Regions from separate parts of the Homo sapiens genome. Here regions 1 and 2 are each linked to region 3. A link is a loop called in an ENCODE intact Hi-C map of the cell type or tissue named here. Cell type or tissue: dorsolateral prefrontal cortex. All regions are shown on one strand. Region 1 overlaps LOC107987108 (a long non-coding RNA gene). Region 2 overlaps LOC107987108 (a long non-coding RNA gene). Region 3 overlaps LOC107987108 (a long non-coding RNA gene).

Region 1 (2,500 bases), 320 kb before region 3:
AAAGGTACCTGTTCATCCCGCTTCAGCAGATGGTACTATGCTAGGAGTATTGTAAGAGCTTTAAAGAAAGGAAAACAAACAAACAAAGGAAAGATCTGTGGTTGGGTCAGCCAGAGGAAGAACTCACTTGCATTGTCTCCCAGTACTGTTCTGTTTCAGCTGGGGCTATGATGTGTGACGTGACTCCTAGAGGCCTAACCACTGGGGAAATTTATTTAGTCAGTGGTTTTCTTTTTCCCCTCTTTCTCCCTGTCAGTTAGTGGCATAGAGTTGGTTTAAAATATTCTTATATCCGATCTTCCCAGTTAAATCTCCTGGTTAAATTGAAGTCATTTGTCCCTTTACTCACTCATCTGACAAAAGACTTTTTGAGCACCTACCCTATGTAAGGTACTGTTCTAGGTTTAAGTTTCAATTGGCACCAACAGTTCTATGTCCTTGGGCAAATGCTTTGCTTTTCCAGACCTCACTTTTTCCTTCTATATGATGAGGGGCCTGGCTCAGGTTGCTAAATCTCATCTCAGAAACAGAAGGATTGGAGCTTGTAAAACCATTTTACAGATAGAAAATTCTAAGGTTCCAAACAAGCCAGGCTTGTTAACAATGGACAGCATCCAAGGAGAACTCCCCAAAGGATTATAATGCAAGTAGGTGGGCTGCTCAGGCCTAGTGAGGACCAAGCTATCCTTCTTCTCTGTTTCAAATTCCCTGAAATTCTTAATACTCTAGAGCAGTGTTTCTCAACCTTTTTTTCATTATCTCCCTCATAAACAGCCTTTTAAGACATTTTTTTTGCTAATCCCCTCCCCTGTGAAATTTTAATCCCACAGAAATACTGGATACCTCTTTATGTACTATGACCTTTGGGAAGCAGGGAGCAAACCATGATAATATCTAAGGTTTTTGGCCTTCAAGAACCAAATTTCATCCCCTTGGTAGTTATATTGGCCCCTACTGAGAATGCATGCCCTAGAGCAAGGATTTTCACACTTGTCTTTTAGCCTATGCAAATTCTATGCAAAATTCAACATATGAAATGTTGAATGTTGTAAAAGCAGTATTTTACACAGTCAGTGAGGAAACAAGTTAATATCCTGGTAGTCTCCAAAAGGAACATTGAATACAGGACACTTGAATGTACCTTTTTTCTTTGTCTGTCTGTCTTTATTTATTTATTTATTTATTTATTTATTTATTTATTTATTTATTTTGAGATGGAGTCCTGCCCATCTTGCCCAGGTTGGAGTGCAATGGTGTGATCTTAGCTCACCGCAACCTCTGCCTCTCAGGTTCAAGTGATTCTCCTGCCTCAGCCTTCTGAGTAGTTGGGATTACAGGTGCCCACCACCACGCTCAGCTAATTTTTTGTATTTTTTAGTAGAGACAGGGTTTCTCCATGTTGGCCAGGCTGGTCTAGAACTCCTGACCTCAGGTGATCCACCCACCTTTGCCTCCCAAAGTGCTGGGATTACAGGTGTGAGCCACCATGCCCGGCTGAATGTACCTTTTAAAAATTATATTTTTAAAAGATATTTTAAAATGTATTTTGAGGAAAACAGTTTAAATGAAACATTGACAGAACCCCTAAAACACTGACGAACAGTTTGAACACCATTGCTGTATAGTCTTCTGGAACATGGGATTTAGAATCAGATGGGATGGATCTGAGTTTATTTGCTATTACACCGACTACCAGCTATACCATCCTGGGCAAGTGTTAGAGTTTCAGTTTCATCATCTGTAAAATGGGTATTTGAATGCGAATGTACTTCACAAGATATCTATAAGAACTGAAACAGATAATCAACTGTGCCTGACACACGGTAGGCACTCAGTAGAATTTAGTTATCTCTCATGCCACTCTTTGTCTTTACATTTTCTTCCATTGATTATAGCAACTTGTGCTTGAACACACAGGAAACAATAGCTGCTGAGGAACTGTGGCCAAATAAAACAAGGAAGGACTCCAGTATCACTCTCAATGTCTCTGTTTTCCCTTTCCTGAACACAGAACAGGGAAGGGTATTATTACGCTGCCTGAAATGATGTTAAACTGGCATGAGTCCTGACTTCTTTTCTTATGAAACTGGTGGACCCAGTTATTAACTCTTCATATCCTGAGTAAGGTAAATCTTGTAAAAAAAAAAAATCATGTCTCATTAAATGGAGACCACTCAGTTTTATAGGGGAAATACCAAATGTTGTTTTATAACAAACTTTCTTTAAAAATTATGCTCTATTTTGAGGATTTAGCAGTACATATCTTTTTTTTTCTTTTGGACATATGAGTTGTCTATGTATGTACATTTATGGATTTGTTGTGTTTTGAATGTAGTAATATCCATTGAGTATCAATGACCATGTTCTCTTCAAATTTCTAGTTGGGGTTGTTATCCATAAAGCTGGGAGATGACTTGCTGGGATTTGACACCAAGATAATTAAGAGTACTACCAGATATCTATGTTGTAAGGAGAGTTCAGGGCTGTAGTCTAATCCCAT
Region 2 (2,500 bases), 330 kb before region 3:
TCTGGATCCTGGCCTTTCCTATGGTCCTGAGATGATCAAAACATAGGGAAGAGCAGAGAGCAAGGCTGGAGAAATTATATGTCAAGCTCATATGACTTGTCTTTCCAGAAAAATATAACTTACTTATTGAGCCTTATTATATGTTAGACACTTAACATGTATTTCTCTAATCCTTACAGCAACCCTGGAAAGCAGATATCATTATTCCTATTTTATAAGTGAAAATAGAGTAACTTTACCCAAGTTACTTTGGTAATTTGCCCAAGGTCCCACAGTGTGAGTCCATTTTTTGTTGTTGTTGTTGCTATTAAGGAATATCCATGGCTGGGTAATTCATAAAGAAAAGAGGTTTATTTGGTTTATGGTTCTGCAGATGGTGCAAGAAGCATAGTACTGGCATTGGCTTCTGGTGAGGGTTTCAGGCTGCTTCCTCTCGTGGCCTAAGGCAAAGGGGAGTCAGTGTGTGCAGAGATCACCTGGTGAAAGAGGAAGCAAGAGAAGGGGAGGTAACAGGCTCTTTTTAACAACCAGCTTCTGTGGGAACTAATAGAGTGAGGACTCACTCATTACCATGAAAACAGCACCAAGCCATTCATGAGGTATGTGACCCAAACACCTCCCATTAGGCCCCATTCCAGTACTGGGGATCAGATTTCATCATGAGGTTTGAGGGACAAACATTATCCAAACTATAGCACACAGTTAGTAAGGGCAATTTTGAAGTTCAAACAGCTCATCTGACTTCAAGCCCATTTAATTTTCTCTCTGCAATTGGGACTTTTGTGATTCCTTAATTCCTTGCACTAAGATTTTGTTTTTTTTTTCTTTTTCTTCTTTTCTTTCTTTTTTTTTTTTTTTTTTTTTGAGATGGAGTTTTGCTCTTGTTGCCCAGGTTGGAGTGCAATGGTGCAATCTCGGCTCACTGCAACCTCCACCTCCCAGGTTCAAGTGGTTCTCCTGCCTCAACCTCCCAAGCAGCTGGGATTACAGGTGTGCACCACCATGCCCAGAAAATTTTTGTATTTTTAGTAGATATGGGGTTTCACCATATTGGCCAGGCTAGTCTTGAACTCCTGACCTTAGGTGATCCACTCGCCTCAGCCTCCCAAAAAGCTGGGATTACAGATGTGAGCCACTGTGCCCAGCCTATGCTAAGATTTTCAAGTCCTAGGGAAAGGGATGGATGGAAAAGGCTTGTATTATTTGGATGAGATCAGGAGCTCTCCTTGTAGAAAGCAGAGTAAAAAGCTCAGAGTTGTGTGAACACTTGAGTGCTGACCTCACAAGTTAATAGGCTGTAGGTGGCACCAGTAGCATGATCAACAAAGCTGTGTCATTTTAGTCGTTTAAAACTTAATCTTGGCTTCGGTATATTTGAGACTTAACTACACTAAATGCTTTTGGGTATATGTCCAGGTCTCTACAGGGGAGTACAATGGATGAGAGCGTCTTTATTTCTAGTAACATTGATACAGTTTTGTCCAAATACATGGAATATTCCCACCTCCACTGGTTTCTTTCCTAGTAACAAAGTCATGGGCCATTTATGGCCTCACCCACGTACCTCTCTATTGAAAGACATAAAATATGGCAGTGCATTTTTGTGCCAATGAGCAGGGAAATTGTCAGCTTCTCTTTTCCTTATTCATGTGTTTCCCAGGGTTGTCAGTTGGCATTATGGGTAGTGTGCATATTGATTGGTGCATATTGACTGGGTGTTGCAGACATCCTAACAAAATGAATAGATGAGATGTGGAGTTTCTCTTTGCTATACAAATTTGAGGGAAAATGCTGAGTTAATGGGAGGATGCTTTGGTATAAAATAAAAGTTAACATGAGCCAGGCTGCCAGCAGAAGTGCTAAGAGGAGAGACATTTTATAATTTATCAAGTTTTAAGTCTTTGTCTCACCAATAAACAGAAGTGTTATTCATGTTGATTAACTAAAAAGCCTCCTCACAGACAAGGATCTGATTCTGAGTTTAGGGATTCTTTGCTGATTATAACTTCAGGCTCCAGAATGGCTCTCCTTGTCCTCTCCCCTTTCCCGCCCAGTGCACCACTTCAGAAGAGGAGAGGCAGTTATATTCCTACTCTGTAATTCCTTATTTTGCCTCTTTCCCCACTAATTCATTCTGAACTCCACACACACTGATTTCCCTTTGCCTCAAACTGGTTTTACCTAATTATTAACCCAGCAGGAAGAATTAACTTGTAACTCCAGTGTTGTTTTTGTGTCTCTTGAGACATCTCAGCATGACTGAGCACCATAAAATTTGAGTTGTGATTTCTGGAGCTGGAGCGTAGTTGTAGAGAAGGAAACTTTGAGGGGTGGCTTGTAACATAAGGAAATCATTTTGATGCGAGTAAATGTCTGCAAGTGAACATTCACTAATGAGGTTGAGAGTTTATTTATAGCAAATAATCACCGTTATTATTCTTTACTTGCTATGCATCACCCCAGCACTGGGTTGTATACAACATGCCAAGATTTTTGCTGA
Region 3 (2,500 bases):
TTTATAAAGAGCTCAAAGAGCTTGAACATATAGTACAGTGATTACAATTATAGGCTTTGGGGCCAGCCTGGTCTGTTAGAATATTGGTTCTTCTGTTTCCTAAATCTGAAATATTGAGTAAGTCACTTAACCTCCCTTTGCCTCAGTTTCCTCATCTGTGTAAAAGGCCTAATAATAATTCCATTACCATGTGCTAGGCCTAAATGTATTACTTCATTTACATGAATTAACTTATTTAATTTTCCCAATAACCCTATCTCATAGTGAATAAGCTAATATGTGTGAAACTGTCAAAACTATGAGTGATACATTTTTAAGTGTGCAATAAGTATTAGCTATAATAATTATCATGACTTTATAAGTCATCTAAAAATATATATTATTATTAAACACTGACTACTACTCTGTAAGAATGGGTCTGTTAGTTTTCCCCAACTTTATAGCTGTCAACCGAAGCTCAGAATGATTAATTCAGGTTCCCAAATCTACTCATTTGGAGAGTGACAAAACAAGGATTCTAGCCCCAGATCATCTGACTTTAAATTTTGTGCTTTAAGCTTTTCTTCTGAAATTGGAGTGATGGGTAATTGTAGAAATTGAGGGGGTAAAAAAGAGGAGAGCCATTTGAAATCCATTGTAATAATGTGTCTGTTCAAATCAGTCCTACCAAATCAAGCATGCTCAGCTGTAAAGAAAATGGAGGTGATCTCAGATGTCAAAACACTTCCCTGTGAATATTACTATTTTGGACACTGGCCATTTTAAAAATTTCAATATTCATTTTTTTCCTCAACTGCTATTTCGTATTCCTGTGGTATTTATTCACCAAACATGATGTTAAGATTATGAAAACGATGAGGAGTCAAGGTCTTAATTTTGCTCTGACACGGAATCTATTCCTATTTCATATACAGGTTGGCTGTTATTTTCTAGCAGATGCTTTCAGGTTGATGCATATAAAATTCACACACTGTGTAGAATTAAGTAGAGGGGGAAAGGGGAATAGGAAAAAAGGATGAAGGGAGAAGTGAGATGCTTATTTTTTTTTGACACCAAAATTGAATCTTTCAGTGTAAGGATTTCAAAGTACTGACAACCATTCTCCCATTTGCTGGGTGAGCTTCCTTTTGTGGTATTATTTCCCCATGGATATTGAGAGTCTTTCTGAGATGAGCACAAGAAGCTAATCACAAACAAACAAAGAGAAGATTGGTAATGCTGATTCCCAACCACCTTGTTCCTTCCACTGGAGGGGGCTCTCTCAACCCCTTCTCTGAGGATGTGAAAACAAACCAGATGGGTGTGCTATCTCCATCTTTTGGCCTTTAGCAGAGTCTCTGGAACAAAGCAGGGCAGCAGGGCTTCTTGAAGACTTGCTTGGAGAGAGAGAGAGAGGCTGGATGGAATCTTGAATAAAAATGATAGGTTATGCTTTAAGCTGAATAAAAATAAGCCATCTGAAGAATATATAGAAGTGGCATGCATGCTGCCTCTGGAAAGATTCATTTTTATTTGTCTATCTATGTATAAAGGAGGAAGATAGATAAATGGAAAGGGAAGTGCCGTTTCTGTAATGTTCACTCTGGTGAAGGGTTTGCAAACAGTATAAAAATAGTGGCTCTTCCAAAATGACGGCTTTACTTGAAGTTTATCCACCTCTCTCCCCCTTGCTCATACCCCTCACCAAAAAAAAAAAAAAAAAAAAAAAAAAAAAAAGAAATTCAAAGCTAGCATAGTCACTGTGGGGAAAAGACAGCGATCTTTTGTATGTTGTTATAATTAACCAGGCCCATTTCATCATCAGATTATAGAATGGGATGCAGTGTTAAAAAAAGAACTAAAGGAAGAAACCAGGAGAAGTGGCCATTTTAATTGCATGTTTATTCTCTCTTCGCTTTCCCAAATTGGTTTCGTTTCCTCTGAGTGGGGTTAGTGCCAGGGTATTCACATGAGCAGGGGCCAGGGTGGATTCCAACATTTACCAGCATTTGAATTACCTCCGGACGGTTTGGCGGCCTCTAAATTTATACCCTTGAAGGCACAGCAACAAGCCTTCATCTCCTATGGAAGAGACTTGAAAGCATGCCAGAACAGGACCTCGTCTTCCCTTCTTAGAGTCCTGGCACGTAGAATCACACAAGAAAACAAAAGGCATTTGTGAGGAGCCGTCCAGGAAGAAAGATTAACAATATAAACCGAGGGGGGAAAGAGAAAGAAAAGAAAAAGCCCTTTAAAATGGTTTTGTGCTTATTTTAATAGAACTTGCACAGTCCCTGAATATCCTCTAATCAAAACCAAATGCTTGTTGCTGTACAGCACTCTTTCTTTGTTCACCGGCAATGCCCACTCTGCTTTGCTTGGGGGGTGGGGCCGGGGCTGGCTGGCTTATCTTTCCACCAGGAATAAACAATGTTGTCCTCAAGGTTAGGGCATGTGGCTGATTCAGAAACCCTAGGGAAAACACCCATTGGCAGCTGGACCTTGTTCTTCAGTCACCCCA

Evidence for each region. A loop is a pair of places that touch in the nucleus more often than their neighbours do. Peaks named below come from ENCODE experiments on the same cell type or tissue, not always from the same donor. Only the 100,000 strongest peaks of a DNase experiment are listed, where the experiment ranks them.
Region 1: it touches region 3 in a loop (2.5-fold over the local background); 4 of 110 quality-filtered maps call a loop at or near these places.
Region 2: it touches region 3 in a loop (5-fold over the local background); 3 of 110 quality-filtered maps call a loop at or near these places.

The regions. Positions count from the first base shown.
Region 1 is chr9:105,963,727-105,966,226 of GRCh38, forward strand. All of the region lies in intron 2 of LOC107987108 (a long non-coding RNA gene), which reads left to right. Among named protein-coding and RNA genes, the nearest start is that of TMEM38B, 270 kb to the left of the region's middle. In dorsolateral prefrontal cortex, no CTCF peak of the experiment used is centred here; no DNase peak of the experiment used is centred here; H3K27ac peaks cover 1,072 bases.
Region 2 is chr9:105,957,479-105,959,978 of GRCh38, forward strand. All of the region lies in intron 2 of LOC107987108 (a long non-coding RNA gene), which reads left to right. Among named protein-coding and RNA genes, the nearest start is that of TMEM38B, 260 kb to the left of the region's middle. RefSeq lists an enhancer at 308-863. In dorsolateral prefrontal cortex, CTCF peaks have their summits at 1,279 (motif pointing right) and 1,484; no DNase peak of the experiment used is centred here.
Region 3 is chr9:106,285,181-106,287,680 of GRCh38, forward strand. All of the region lies in intron 3 of LOC107987108 (a long non-coding RNA gene), which reads left to right. Among named protein-coding and RNA genes, the nearest start is that of MIR8081, 310 kb to the right of the region's middle. In dorsolateral prefrontal cortex, a CTCF peak has its summit at 1,270; a DNase peak (open chromatin) is centred at 1,302; H3K4me3 peaks cover 1,291 bases; H3K27ac peaks cover 1,525 bases.